2 separate regions of the Homo sapiens genome follow, and region 2 is linked to region 1. The links are chromatin loops, found by intact Hi-C in ENCODE. Cell type or tissue: GM12878. All regions are shown on one strand. Region 1 overlaps AUTS2 (activator of transcription and developmental regulator AUTS2). Region 2 overlaps AUTS2 (activator of transcription and developmental regulator AUTS2).

Region 1 (8,000 bases):
TGTGCTAAGTGAAATAAGTCAGTCACAAAAAGACAAATACTATGTAATTCCATTTAGATGAGGTATCTAAAATACTCAAATTCAGCTGGGTGTGGTGGTTCATGCCTGTAATCCCAGCACTTTGGGAGGCTGAGGCTGGCGGATTACTTGAGGTCAGGAGTTCAAGGCCAGCCTGGCCAATATGGTGAAACCCTGTCTCTACTAAAAATACAAAAATTAGCTGGGTATGGTGGCGCGAGCCCGTAATCCCAGCTACTCAGGAGGGTGAGGCAGGAGAATCACTTGAACCTGGGGGATGGATGCTGCAGTGAGCCGAAACCATACCACTGCACTCCAGCCTGAGCAACACAGAGAGCCCGTCTCAAAAAATAAAAAATAAAATAAAATACTCAGATTCATAGAAAGAGAAATGAGAATGGTGCTTACCAGGGGCTGGAGGGAACAAGGGAGGGGAGTTGTTGTTTAAGGGGTATAGAGTTTCATATTCACAAGATGAAAAATTTCTGGAGCTCTGTTTCACAATGAAATGACTATACTTAACACTACTGAAGTATCTACACTTTAAAATGGTTAAGATGGTACACTTTGTAATATTTTTTTAACACAATAAAAAACAACAATGATAATGCGTGTATGCTAGCACACATGCACAATAAGTAGATAAAGACAGGCCTAGGGACAACTCATCTTAAGTAGCTGTTTAAAGTGATTTCATGCAAGTAATTGAATCAGACAGTATATTTGCCACCTGGATTATAACTGCTAAACAAAATGCTCAAAAGCCAATTCTGACAATCCCTACCTATGTAACCATACTTAAGTATTCATAAATGAATCAATGAATGACTTGAATCAATGGATTACTTCTGAAAAACAACTACTATAGGATTTCTATTTAGTATAAGGCAGCATGCCTAAACCCACTTCATGATAAGAATAACATACACGTGCCATTAAATTTTTCCAATGTAACAGGAAAAAAAGTCAATGCTCTTCCAAAACACATCTAACTAAAAAATGTAGTATCTATGTAGAGACAAGTATATAATGTTAAAAGAAAACAACTGTTTAGTCAAGAAATGGTAATTCTTATAAGTTTTTTTAAAGGAAGAAAAGGGGACTGATTTCATTCAAAGGTCCTTGTGTGTCACAAAAGTTAAAAAAAAATTTTCTCAAATGTCTAAATTCAACCAAGTAAGGCAACACTCAACCATTTCATCCAGTTAAAATAAATAAAACTAAAAATCTATTCCATAGATGATGTATGTAACTGACATTTGCTTCTACTCCCCAAAATAAATTATTACTGACATGAAATATACAATCACATATCTTACAAGCCCAAAACATAGAAATGCAAAAGTACACACAGTCTTCTCTTTCCTGATTTCTTCCAAATGTAGATCATTCCCAGAAGTATTTTTTTCATTATTTAAAACTATCAATCTAGAAAGATTTCAATGCAGACAGAGTTATTTTTTTACATTTGAAATGTCTGCCGAACAATCTACCAGGTATCACACATCATCATTTATTTCCATAAAATCAACACAAATTTTAAAATGCAATAGCTAAGTTTACTGAACACTTAGTTATAACTGCCTCAATATTAACTAAACAATTCTCAGAGCTGCCTTATAAGGTAAGACCTGGAATCCCCATTTTATAGGTAAGATAACTGAGGCATGTAGCTAAGGCATTGTTGAGCCTGAATGTAAATCCTGGCAGACTGGTTCCAGAACCCATGCTATTATATTAACCACTACCAATACTATCGCCCATTAATGTACATGAAAGACACTGACACACTGGTCAATTCTTCTGTAACTCCAGGAAATGGTCCTACAGAGAGAACTAAAGAGAAACTACGAATGCCAAACATTCTGGCCTTGGCCAGTCACAATCTCTCTAGCTTTGTTTTTCTTATTGTGAAGTAAGTTTAAAAAATCCAACACCTGATAATATAGTTGGCTGGAAACAAAACCCAGCAAAAATATACACATATACTTCACTATGGCGACAGCATGGCCAATTACTCTCCTGATATCTCCCTTCTTCCACTTCCAATCTAGAGACAGGCCTTCCTTTGCCAAACATACTTTCCCATCCCCACAAAAGTAATTCTACAGCAAAACGTGCAGCATTATCGGCAAAAGCTAAACAGAAGGAGTCAGCATCTCTCTTCTAAGCCATGTCCCTGTCTGAAATATAATACAGTGGGCAAGTTGTTTCTCTGAAATAGATGGATCTATGGTTTGAGGGCAGCACAGAGCGTAAATCTGTCTCCATGAATGGCTCACGCCGTGTCTTTCTCGTTTTGTGTGCTATTGTGTGCTATCTGGCAATATATCTGTCACAGCTCTACTTCCTCCCTTCCACAAGAACAAAAGTTGAGAGAGATTGGAAATACAACCCCAGGCACAGCCTTATAAAGGCCACAATTGAGTTTCTGAAAACTCCAGGCCAACTCTAGGCAAAGCACCAGTTCAGCCTGTCTGTACACGAGGCAATTTGGTTAAGTAATAACACCATTTCGCCATGATTTTTGTTCCGCTCACAACAGAAATCATATCAGAGAAACCACGACTTACCATAAAATTATTTTAAAAAGAGAAACTTGATTCTGATATCCAAATAGAATATAAATTCTGCTTTTACACACGCTGGTCCCATCTGTAACACCCAGAAGTCAATTCAAGAGGCTGTAGACAGTGAAGGGATAACTTCAGATTTCCCTTGAAATGTTTTTGCAGCCTCAGCAGAAATTCAAAATGCCAGTAGTGTTGCTCTCAGTGTCTCTGTTCTGGCCCCCAAGACCCACAGGCCTGGCTTCCTCCAAGAAATGCTTGCATGAGGATCAAGCAGGGGACGAGTTTTTCCTGTGCCTGTCAGAAAGAATACTGGCCTTTCAGATGAGCACTTCCAGATTTCATAGGTCAGCCTGAGAACTTAAAACACTATTACAAAATCATTGTCCTTCAGCCCCAAGCATCTTAAAAGTAATTTATCAGCAGCATCACTGCCAACCTTACCCCAAGAGCTTGCTTTGGCATAACAACTGTTCAGGGTCTCAAAATGGGCTTTTCCAGAGAACTCGTAGAGGTCCCTGTGTTTAAATTACTGATCCCAAAACTCAAAATAGAATCTCAGCCCATTTGAAAACTGCACTTATAAAAACCACCATTTAGGCTCAAAGCTATGTAATTTGCAAATGCTCCTGCTTCTGTCTAAGTTTGCTTTTGGTGCTTAAAATCCAGCCAAAGGATGGAATTTAATACAACTACAAAATTAACAACAGATGGCCTAGTACATTTAACCTAGAGGAGTAAACAATGTGAGCGATGTCTCCAAAAAATAAATCTCCCCAGGAAGGCTATAAGAATATCTGAAAAACACCAAAATAAAAACTGGTGACTTCAAAAACGAAACTCAAACCCAGATTAGATCATCATGTAAGCATTACCATTTCCCTAACAATAAGTGTCAGTTTCTCCTTTCATCCACGTAGACCTTTTGTTAAGGACAAGATACCATCTTTTTTCCTCACTCTTCAACAACTTTCTCATCCTATAGAAGGGAAACGCTGGCAAAGGCTGGGTTAATGCTGGGGTTTCCAGTTAAGCACTATAGTTTTACAACAGTACAAAAATAACCAATTTTCAAACTATCAGAACACAATAAAAGATATTCAGCATGAACTTTAATATAATGTAGCTTTCCTTTGAAGACCCTGGAAAACTTGTACCTTGGATTTGTTGCCAGAAACATCAGTTATCACTATTAGTCAAGGTAGAGTGATGGGCAGCTCAGAGACCAGTAGGGGGCCACTAACTAAATCTTAACATCAAGCACCTCACTTCTCTGGGCTTTTGGCTGTCTTTATTTATAAAGAATGGTACACAGAGACTCTCTAAACTCTATCAGCTCTGACAGCCTATATTTCTTCAGAAACCCTTATACTCAAAAAGCTCCATTTAACAAGACATCCAAATAGATTAGATTTTCTATCTCTCTTCAGAAATTTTCTATCAGCTGATAATTCCCAAGGAATCTCCATAAACAGGCACCAAAATTGTCCACTGTTAAAATGAATGATGAGAAGCTGTGTGTTCTTGAAAAGCATCTACATATGAAACATAATGCACTTCCTTTACCCTTCTGTGAAAAAAATCTACTTCAATATATGAAGCATGGTCAGAAAACAGTTTCAGAATACTTTAAAAAAAAAAAAGAAAAAAGAAAAAAACCAGAGTTTCAGGAATAAATAAGAATTTAGGGCTGGCAGGTAGGGAGCCTATCCACTGAAAAATTAACTAAAAAGAGAAGTAAGATTTCCACAGAATACTGAAAAGTAATCATCGTTTATTTTCAGTTTTTCCTCCCCAAGATGGACATATGGCTATAGAGGCACAAAAATGTCTTACCATTCTAATATTTAAATTGTCAGACTTACTTAAGTCACACTTATTTAAGTCAAGATACCTTGCCATAGTTGACTTAAACCAAATTGTGAAGCATAAGACCTCCATTTCTTTATCTTCCCCCAGACCAAGACCTGAAAAGTTACAAGAGGTGGCTCAGGACTCAGTTTATAGTCATTTCTAGAAACATCTGCATTTTAAAAAGAGCAAACCAGGACATGGCCTTGCCTCAGCAACTCTCTAAATGCATAAAGACTTTAAAGAAAGTGATCTCAATGGAGGGGAGAGAAAAGGTTTGTTCAGAGATGCTAACATCCCAGGATACAGGTTTAGATTGCTACAAAAGCCACCCTAGGTAGTCTCAGGGCCATACCTAAGGGTCTACAACTAGTTCCTTTGAATCCCCAAATGCTTCATCTCCCTTCTAATATTCTGTAAGGTATATTACACACTGATGTGACTACAAATAATTTCTTATTTTTAGAATGTCATGCCATCCTTCTGAATAACTGGAGATATTTCTGAACACCAGAACCTTTGGTTCAGGAATTGCCAACTCAACTCCTTAGGTATGCACAGACTGGGATCCAAGCAGGTTCTACCTTCTCTTTCAGTCTTCCTGTCTACCTGCAGCTTACCAATATAATACCTTCTACAAGCACATGGATGATCTGCCAATATATAATGTAAAAATTATTTTAAAATGTACTCCTCACACTTAGTTTCCCGGTCTGCGAAATGATGTCAGTCCTCAGATGTGAATATATATACATACAAGTACACACATCATGGGACTGTGGGTGCAAAGAGTCAAACCTCAGCCAAGGCCGGACACAGTGGCTCACACCTGTAATCCCAGCACTGTGGGAGGCCAAGACAGGAGGACCACCTGAGGTCAGGAGTTCGAGACCAACCTGGCCAGCATAGAGAAACCCCGTCTCCACTAAAAATACAAAAATTAGCCAGGTGTGGTGGCGCACACCTGTAATCCCAGTTTCTTGGGAGGCTAAGGCAGGTGAATGTCTTGAACCCGGGAGGCAGAGGTTGCAGAGATGAGACCACACCACTGCACTCCAGCCTGGGATACAGAGCAAGACTCCATCTCAAAAAAAAAAAAAAAAAAAAACCCTCAGCCAAAACCACCCTGAGAAATGATCACAGCACAGTACAGTATTCTGCTGGGTGGAGAAGGATCAAGTCCTAGAGAGATTTAGGTGTCTAGATGAATCTGTTAAAAATCTTAAAAAGTTTCACTAGTCCTGGAGACAAAATACGTTAGTATATTATTAGAATAAATTTGTAAAATTATTTTTTAAAAGCAACAATGGAAACAAATAGCAAGATTCAAGTTTCATGTACGTCTAAAAAAGTTCTAATATAAAAGCCAGCTTCTCATCAAGGAAGTAGGCCACATACAGAAAAAAAGGTCAGGATCTCACACTTAGGCTATTTAAAAGAGGTTAGTGCTACCAGAGACTCCTTATTGATTTGGTAAGATTCCCAGAGCAGAGAAGCAGGGACTTTCTCCCTCTGTCTTGTTGCCAAAGTGAAAGCACTATCAAGGGTAAACTGTGGTCAGACCAGTTTCACCTCTTTTAAAGAGCTACACCATTGTCAACTGTCAGTCACAGGGTTAAAGACACCAGACTAACATATTAACAAATGCAACCAACTAAAGAAAATACACAGGAGCCCAAATTATAGGATGCTGTGCACACACTTCGGAATCTGTTCCTGCAGTACGCCTTCTGTCCTGACCCACGTTTCTTGTCCCTCTCACAGCCTCACCACAGAGCATTCAGCTTGACTACTCTTTTCCCTAGCCATCTGACCTGCAATCAAAGCACACAGGCCACACCAGAGGAACTGTGATAAAACAGTTCATCCTCACCACACACTGAATACCTCAATTTCATTATGCCTGCCACGGTTATTTGATTCATTTTTGCCCAATAAATTAAAAATAACTGATTAGATTCTCAGCCCTTATTCCCTACCCACCCACCCATGCCCCTGTGATGAACTCTCAGGCATGACAGCCATAGAATAATAATTTAATAGCTATTATTATTAAAATTACAATAACAACCAACATATATTAAGTGTTTACAATGTCTCAGGCACTGCTCTAAATAATTTAGAAGTGTTGATACATTGACATGGTGGAGACTCCAATCATCTCCATCTCACAGGTAAGGACAGTAAGCACAGAGAAGTTAAGGTCCCACAGCTCAAGAGTCAGACCAGCACCCAGATCCAGGCAGTCTCCAGAGCCCCTGGTCTTAACCACTATGCCACTCCAGTTCTCAAGAGAGGCAGCCAGAATGGAAGACAAACAGCCTCCAGAGAAGGTACCTGAGAAATTTTTGTCCACTTGCCTATTCCAGGAATTGCTCATGAAATTGCTTTTTTGTCTGTTACATAATGAAGTTTCATAAACAACAAGTACAGAATCAGTGAAATGGTCAGGGAGACAAAATGGCACTCTTTTCAGGCTTGTCCCAGACACACTGGGAGGCTTGTCCCAGACACAGTGGGAAACCTCTGTCACTCTCTAAATGTGCCTTTGCAAAACAGGAGCAAGACTTCCTGGTGCTGTTTTACCTGTTAAATGGCAAATACATAAATTAAATATTTGCAATATTTTTAAAAGATTACATATTTAGAAAAATATATAAACTCACTTAGGAAGTTAAAGCATCTATGAAGAAAAGTTTGTGTCTAAACAAAACAATCACTAAACCCTTATTTCAGACTTCTGGGTTTCAATAACAGATTCTCATTTTTGGCTTAATAGTCCACATCAATCTCCTTTTCCCTGGAGCACATGGTGGAATAGAAACTAATGTCAAAAAGTTGATGTGACTTCTGATGTAAGTAACCCACATCAAACCCCAGTACTATTAGTTGGCAAAGTTACCCCATAATTATAAGACCTTTCTACCAATAAGGAATTCAGACTATTGACAGAAACACAAATATAGCCTGATTCTATCCTGATTTTAGGGCCAACTTCTTAATGAGAATCTTCCCTCTTGTTACAAGCAACTTGTGTGAACACAAACTTGCCCATGGACATTGGTGAGGCTGGCTTCTGGATAAGTGAAGGAAGCAATAGGCCTGAACATCCATGATTATTCCTTAACAGGTTTCTATCTCTCCGTTAGGCCCCTAAATATACATGGCAGAAAGCAGAACAAAACTGTCTTTAGCGCCATAGAATAACTGCCACATAGGCAGACCATCTTTCTAGGTTCAGGGAATAAGGTCATATGAGGATCAGGGCTCCCTTTAATACAATCCCCAGCCAGCCTGTCATTCTCTTTCTTTACTTACTAAAAGTACCAGGAACAGGCCTGCCAAATTTCCTTTTTTAGCACCACAATCTCTTGCCTTAACCAGACAGTCTCCTTCTGTGCCCCACTAAAGCACAGAATACAATCCCCATATCTAAAAACACACAGTCCTTTCCAAAAAAAATTTTTTTAAGTATCTAGGGCTAGTAACAACAGGGAAACATAAAAGTAGGAAAAAGGGCATAAGCTAAATTATCTAATGAAAGCATTTACCATGATTTGA
Region 2 (8,000 bases), 62 kb before region 1:
GATACCCCATCTTTTCTGTGGATCTGGGGAAGAGCAAATAAAAACAGAATAGCTAGAACAACAACAATAAAAAAGACAAGTTGGTAACATCTCTACATAAAAGTCATAAAAGTGGTTTACAGGCAACAAATAATTACCACAACTAGCCACCTACTATGTGAGGCTTGGAGAAGAGCTTTAAATGTGTTCTCATGCAACCTTCCCAGCAACTCAGAGAAATAGGAAGTATTACAATGATCACTGTATAGATGAAGAAACTGATTCTTAGGACAGGTAAGATAATCTACCAAAGGTATATACAACTAGCGAGTGATAGAACTCACAGTTCAATCAAATCTATCTTCAAAGTTAGTTTTGATGCTTAAATGTACTCCCACCCCAATCTCAATGAAATCAAAGTTTTAAGAAAATAATGTAAAAAGTTAGTCAAAGTATGGACATCCCAACCAAGCCTGCATTGCCTCCAACTGTTCCAGTATTTTTCTGAGAATGTAACAGCCACTGTTATTTACAGAGCAAACATGCCAAGCATAGTGCTAAGGGCTTTAGATATGAACCCAGGTAATCTTCACAACAAACCTACAAGACTCAAAGAGAAGAAAATCTTTCCCCCTAGAACTGTGTATCCAGCTAACTACCTTTTGAGATGAAGGGCAAAAGAAAGACATCTATGATAAACAAAAAAGAGCATTTACTACCAATAGGCACTCGCTCAAGGAAATTCTAAAGAAAAGTCAAACCTGAAGGAAGGTCTGAGACACAAGAAAGAAATATGAACAAACAAATTGTCAAATACATAGGTAAATCTAAAAGACCATCTGCCCTCCCCCCTCAAAAAAAAAAAAAAAAAAAGGTAAAATAGGCTGGGCACCAGTGGCTTATGCCTATAATCCCAGCACTTTCAGAGGCTGAGGTGGAAAGGATCACTTTAGCCCAGGAATTCAACACCAGCCTGGGCAACATAGGGAGACCCTGTCTCTACAAAAATAGAAATTTTTTAAATTAGCCAAGCGTGGTGCTTCATGCCTAATACTTAGGAGGCTAAGTGGGGAGGATCACTTAAGCCTGTGAAGTTGAGGCTGCAGTGAGCCAATATCGCACCACTGAACTTCAACCTGAGTGACAGAGGGAGGCCCTGTCTCAAAAAAAAAAAAGGCAAAACAAATACTGGATTTAGGTTGGGGTGGCAGTATGATCAGATATAGGGTAGTCACTTGTATTATCCAAGGTGGTTAGGCTATGGATTTTTTTTTTTTTTTAAGACAGGGTTTTGCTCTGCTGCTCAGGCTGGAGTACAGTGGTGCCATCATGGCTCACTGCAACCTCTGCCTTCCAGGCTCAATCCATCCTCCTGCCTCAGCCTCCCAAGTAGCTAGGAATACAGGTGCATGCCACCACACCCAGCTAATTTTTTTATTTTTAGTAGAGGCAGGGTTTCGCCACATTGCCCAGGCTGGTCTCGAACTCCTGGGCTCAAGCAATCCGCCCAACTTGGCCTCCCAAAGTACTGGGATTATGGGTGTGAGCCACCGCACCTGTCCTGGATTAACTTTAGACTTAAAAGTATATGTGACTTTATTTCAAGGGTAATTACTAAAACAATAGTATGTGAATCTTTAAAACCAAATCGGGGTTCGAGGTGGGGTGGAGTTGAATAAGAAGGAATGAGCTGGAAAATGGTGGTGCCCAGATTCGAATCCAGGATGCCAAGTTCCCAAGCCTATTTGCAAAAGAATACCACCACATTGCATACAATCAGCTCTCAGAAATCACATGTGTGTCCTTAGGAAACAAACATACTATTTCCGCTTGTCATCTTTTCTCAAAGCACATGAAGACTTAAGATTTAAATCCTCAGTGGATCAAGAGTTGATGAGAAATTACCACCACAGGCCACACTCCATACACAGCACTTGTTTTTGGCCTCTCCAAAGGAAATCTTTCCAAGTAGGTTGGAAAGTCAACAAGATGGTAACTAGAAGCAGAACTTTTTTTATTGCTAGAACTATCCAAGCCCATCGCCACTTTAAATTTTGCCTAAAAATTAACAATCCCTGGGCAAAAGCTCTTTCTCATAGCCGAAGGAGCAGTGATAACCTCACACCTAAACTCTGCATTGCTCTCCTATTGAAAGACATTTCTGGCCGGGCGCAGTGGCTCATGCCTATAATCCCAGCACCTTGGGAGGCCGAGGCGGGCAGATTACCTAAGGTCAGGGGTTTGAGACCAGCCTAACATGGTGAAAGTCCGTCTCTATTAAAAATACAAAAAAATTAGCCAGGCATGGTGGCAGGCGCCTGTAATCCCAGCTCCTTGGGAGGCTGAGGCAGGAGAATTCCTTGAACCCGGGAGGTGGAGGTTGCAGTGAGCCAAGATCACACCATTGCACTCCAGCCTGGGCAACAAGAGCAAACCTCCATCTCAAAAAAGAAAAAAAAAAGACATTTCTGATTTAAGTATGTTTTTGTCAAGAATCTTTAATTATGTTTCACAATTGTGTCTTCCTTTCTTTCACTTGCCTAAGATTTCAACTTCAGTGCCTCAGAAGTAGATTAAATAAAGATAAGCTCTTGTCAATCAGAGCTGGCTTCTCCTCCCCCCACCTACCTTCTCTGGTTACTAGTTCCAAATGCTGCCAATCAAGAAAAATTCTTGCACATCAGCTGTCATTCTTTCCTGTCTAAATGACGCTGGTCACACTTCATTAGGAACACTGTCCTGATCAAAAGCTACAGCCAATCATGTCCACAGAACATCGAAGAAGCAGCTGGTCATGTCTAGCTGGTGTCTGGCACAATTCCCACTCACAGAGGATGCAAGCAGGGCCAGACACACTTCCCCAGGGCCAAAGAGGCAGCTAGTCATGTCTCTGGCACATTACAGGCTGCTGTAAACTACATGTCCTCTGCTGATTGTGTTCCTACGTCATTGGCCCACTAAAGATAGTCTCAAACTTGAGTAAGTCCTCGTAGCCACAAAGACCACTGGGAGTTTAGCAGTCCTCTCCTTCATTAGCTGGTTGTGACACTGAGGGATTTAAGTCAAGCTGCTGGTTTCTAATTCTCCAGACAGCAGGTTCAATCCTTCCCCAACATACAGAAGTTTACAACAGCCACCATTCTATACACCGACGACAACATCCATACTCTCTTAGCACAGACTGCATATACTATGTCAAGGAAACAGTAAAGAATTAGCACAAATCTGATAGTTAAAGCCTCAAAGAGCCAATTCTTTCAACTCAAATACTTATTTTCAACTGTATTGACATAGTACTGTTGTGACATTTACTTAAAAAGATGAGGTGGGTGGGAGATTTTTAAAACTACAGCCCTTTAAACACCTAAAGAAACAGTAGGATAGAAGCAAGAGCAGAATTTGGTTGAGGTATTTTTGGTTGTTGTTTTCTTTTGAGCTTGCAAGCTCTTTATTCTCCAGTTGAGCTATCCTGTTTGTCCCCAGGGTATAGTGCAGAAAGCTTTATACCCAAGATTCAACATGCCAGTCATGCCCTTAAATCCCAGATGTGTGTACCCACATCAGGAGCCTGGCTGTGTCAATATGCAGGTGCGGAATGACTCAGAGGTGGGCCATTCATACCAGAAGAGGCATTTGCCTGGGTTCAGAGTGAATCAGAAGTTCAGTTATTAGTAATAGAAGTGGTTATTTAAATGTATGATTTCATCCTAATTAAAACTAATGGGGGAGAGAATTTGCATTTAGCTGCCTAGTAAATAGCTCTGTTATTTCACTTTTAATATCTGAAGGGTATTAGCAAGATAAGGTTTTCAGGGCAGGAGGGGAGGGAAGTGAAGGTGGTGGGTTGTTATTCCCACCCCCTGAAGATTGGTTTTATATCCTATTCCTTTTCTTTAGTGCTTTTTAACAACCTCCACCCATCTAACCAACCCCCTAGGCCAGAACCTAATAAAACATTCCATCTTAGAAAGCTAACAGTCCAGTACACCTAAGAAAACCACCCAGGGACACCACCGAACATCTTGCATTCACACTAATAACTGCAGGATATCTGATTAGGAGAATGCAAAATAAGAAGCCATTAATAGCAGCCCTCATCTCCTTCCTCCACACTGATTACCAAAAGAACAGCAGCAGCTGAATCAGAGCTAAATCCTATTCACAAGGGACCTAGGGCAACAAAGAGGAAAAAAAACCGTTAGAGTAGTGCTTCTCAAGGGAAGCTGCTTTAAGTCATTTTGATTCTGGCATCAATCACGCCTGCCACAAACCAATAAGCATGTATAACGCAAGCAAAGACTAGATTCCATTCCTTCCCTCCCTCCTGGGGTTCAGCACAGTGCACCTAGCATACTTAATTGCCCTGCCAACCAAACTGCTACTTGCAAGGCCTCCAGAGGAACTCAGCTAGTCCAAGGCTGAGTTTAACTCACAGGCTTAAATGTTTACCCTGAGAGCACAAAAATATCAGCTGGGGAGAGGGAACAGATGGCCTCAGGGCAGCCCACTCTCACTCTCACAGAAGCTGACTAACCACAAGACTCTTTCGAAGAGTTTTACCCTCTCTGTGCCTTAGTTTTTTTACCTGATAGCATATCTGCTCCCCAGGGTCATTGTGGGAAGTAAACAAATTAATTCACATAAAATACCACGAACAGTGCTTAATAAAAATTAAGTGTCTCCACCCTTGTCCCCCTCCCATGTACCTATAGAAGAGAGAGAAGGGGATGAAAAAGGAGAGAAGGAAAAAAAAAATGGATCCAAGGATATGGCTTAGATTTACAGATAAAGAACCTGATGGCCCACCTCCCCAAATGACCCCCTTGCATTGAACTTTACTCCACCCCAAATCTGTAGTTCTCTCCCTTCCAAAGGCACAGTTTCTGACTCCTGGCTTAGCAGTCAGTGAAGATGATCAGAATTCCCCTTCTCTGCAAAGAACCTCAGCAAAAAAAAAAATAATAATTAGCGTTTCCATAAACACAGTATTTTGAGATTGGTGAGGGATCTGTGGATCCCCAAACTCTGTGCAAGTCAAAATGAATTTGCTGGTAGACAGCCAATGTTTCCGATTTGATTTGGCAGAATATACCCAGTTAGGATGTTCTCTCAATGCAATTAGCAATGCACTGTCAATGAGCAGTTTAGCTATTGACAATACCTGTTGCAATTTAATTTTAAATGTCAATGACTTGTTTGGGTTCACTGTAACAAGGCTTTTATGCATGACAAATAAGCATCCTAGAACAACAGGATGGATGAGCAAAACAAGAGGGTGAAGAAAATCAATAGACACTGTATAAGGGGCTGTCTTTCAAACATCCCCCTGTGGCTATGACTGCCATGAACAAGGCAGGCTGCTCCTCCCAGGAGCAGACTGGGGACTTAGGGAGTGTGTTACTGTCATCTACTTTTGCAACTGATGCCCACTGTTCCTAATGGGATATGGGAATGAGGAGCAGACCAGGTTCTGGAGATAACCCGGACTAGGCAAAAATGCTAGCCCAAGCAGGGACTTGCTTCTGAGGACACCACAGTGACTCTGCCCGACTTTTACTAGCTAGGTGGCCTTGAGCAAGTTATCTAACCTCTCTTTGCCTCAATTTCTTCCTCATCTATACAATTAGGATAATTGTAAAGAATATATAAACAAACATATTACAAGCACTTAGCACAGTACTTGGTACATTAATAGCATTTGATAAATGTTAGCCTCTTGTTATTATTCAATTGAGTTAAATGGTTGATATTACTCAAAAAAGAAACAAAAAAAACAATCTATACACTCGCACAACATAGAAGGATGTCACCAATTCAAGCATCTACAGTGCAGGACTTTGAGTAAAGTTGACTCCCATGGAAAAACTGAGAGGGGTAGAGTCTACAGCAAAATGGAAAATCTGTACCCCTTTCCTAGAGCACTCCTGCTCTCAATAACAAATGAAGCCAGGCATGCAGCATGGCCTGACACTGCCAGGTGTTCTGATTTTCCCGGAATAACCCTAAATCTGGATTTTTTTAAATGTGAAATGTCCTGGACTTTAAATGTTGAAAAGTACCTCCAAAATTTTTAAAACAACAAATATGCCAAATGAACCAAACCTGTGCCTGGACCAGGTTTATTAAAGACTATATTTCTGAGAAGTCTCTCGTCCAGGGTAACCCTTAAGAACTCCCTAGGGAAAAAAAAGTCACCAAAAGTCTTTACTCATTTCCCATATAGGTGAAGCCTTACCAGAGAATAACACCACAGAAGGGTCTGCAGAGAATCTGGAGTGTCCTCTAAATCACAGGACAAGAAGCTGCAGCAGGTGCTTCCATGCTGACTTACAGCCTGCTTACTGAGAGGGTAAGTGGATGATTTATGAGTTGCAAAGGTGATGCAAAATGCTAATCAGCTTTAAGCTGACACTGGATAACACAAGCAAATTTATATCTTCTCTAAAATAATTCAAATGCTTTTCATGAGGAATAGCAGGCAAGGATAAAGATGAAGTGATAACACTTCAGAGACTTCACAAAATATCCCAATTAATCTAGGCCATAAACCTACAACAGATCCTCACTTCTGAGCACAGGAGCACATCCCGGCTGAAAATCACAGGAAATACCCAAGTCAAAGCAAATCAGCCAATAGGTTTCCCAATTCAGATGCCTAGGGAATTTCACTGTGTTTCTGAGATGACTTTGGTTTACCACAATATCCTTAGCGTCTTTATTCCTCTTTGCCAAGTATAGATTGAGAAGGAGGTGGTGTGAGGCATGAAGGAAGGATGGGGCATGGATCACGAGACAGACTGGGGGTTAAATGAGAAGTCTCCAGGATGACAGAAAAAAGAGAAAAAAAGGTTCACAAAGTACCACTTTAAACAATTTTCACTTTTTTCAACAAATGCATGTATTCAACAAATATTCACTGAGTGCCCACTAATGTCAGGTGCTAGTCTACGTACTGGAAATCCAGCACTATAGGAAACAAAGTCCCTGCAGACACAAAGCTTATATCCTTGGGCCATCCATACTGAGACCTAAGAATTAATCTTGGAAGCAGAGATCACAGACTTTTTATGTTAGAAAGGACTTTTAAATCTCATTCAGCACTGAATGTGAGATACAAATGTCCTCCACAGCTTTCATTGACAGACATTTCACTAAGCTCTGCCCTCTGTGCTAGTCCCCTGCACTGGCTGTCTACAGCAGCAAATCAGATAAGGGCCAGCCCTTACGGAGCTCACAAGACTCCTTGTCAGGGGGCTGTGCGGCCACCTCCACTGAACAGAACTCACCATACTCTAGTTGTGTTTGTGGCCACTTCTATGGAGCCCAAGGCTTCTGGCTAAGGGTACTGCTTGCTAGCTCTGGGGAGAAAAGGGGCTTAATCTGTTTGTGCCCCTCAGCCAGCTTCCACCTAAGTAGCCCCATTCTTTTTATTAACTGATAGTCTAAAAACAGGTGTCTTTGGGAGAAAATAATAGTTTCATGGGTTAAATAATTAGAAGGTAAAAAGTAGTATCTCTCAAAGGATGTTGGTCCCTTCTGTTAAACCTGTTCTCTTTATGTTCAGCCCCCACAGCATCCATTCATCAGTCCCCGGTCTGCTCTGCAGGGCCACCAGAATTATGGTTCCTCCTTCATAGGATAACTCTGCAACTGTCTGAAAACAGTACAAGGGTTATCATCTCCTTTCATAACCAGGTCTGATACCCCAGTTTCATCACTCACAATGGTGCCTCCTCAGGTGCTTTCTCATTCTTTTGCCATTACCAATCCAAAAACTATGTAATAAAGTGTTTTAGGAGTAGTATTATCCTACATAAAGGTTTATGAAAAAACGCTCTGTTTAAGACATCTCACATAATCAGACTGGGTAAGAGACTTGACATAGAAGAGGCAAGTATATCCTACAAATTATATACAGAATCCTGGAGCTTCTGGAGGATGCAATAGAGTTGTCTGAATATCAAATGTGCTTGATCGTTAAGAGTCAGATTCCTGCAACCTATTCCAGAACTACTGAATTA

What was found. Peaks named below come from ENCODE experiments on the same cell type or tissue, not always from the same donor. Only the 100,000 strongest peaks of a DNase experiment are listed, where the experiment ranks them.
Region 2: a loop joins it to region 1, with 2.3 times the contacts of the local background. A loop is called at or near these places in 3 of 110 quality-filtered maps.

The regions. Positions count from the first base shown.
Region 1 is chr7:69,673,053-69,681,052 of GRCh38, reverse strand. The region is part of intron 1 of AUTS2 (activator of transcription and developmental regulator AUTS2); the gene reads right to left. Among named protein-coding and RNA genes, the nearest start is that of AUTS2, 79 kb to the right of the region's middle. In GM12878, a CTCF peak has its summit at 3,818 (motif pointing right); a DNase peak (open chromatin) is centred at 6,006; H3K27ac peaks cover 4,078 bases.
Region 2 is chr7:69,734,964-69,742,963 of GRCh38, reverse strand. The region is part of intron 1 of AUTS2 (activator of transcription and developmental regulator AUTS2); the gene reads right to left. Among named protein-coding and RNA genes, the nearest start is that of AUTS2, 140 kb to the right of the region's middle. In GM12878, no CTCF peak of the experiment used is centred here; DNase peaks (open chromatin) are centred at 2,843, 3,573 and 4,433; H3K4me3 peaks cover 1,118 bases; H3K27ac peaks cover 1,806 bases.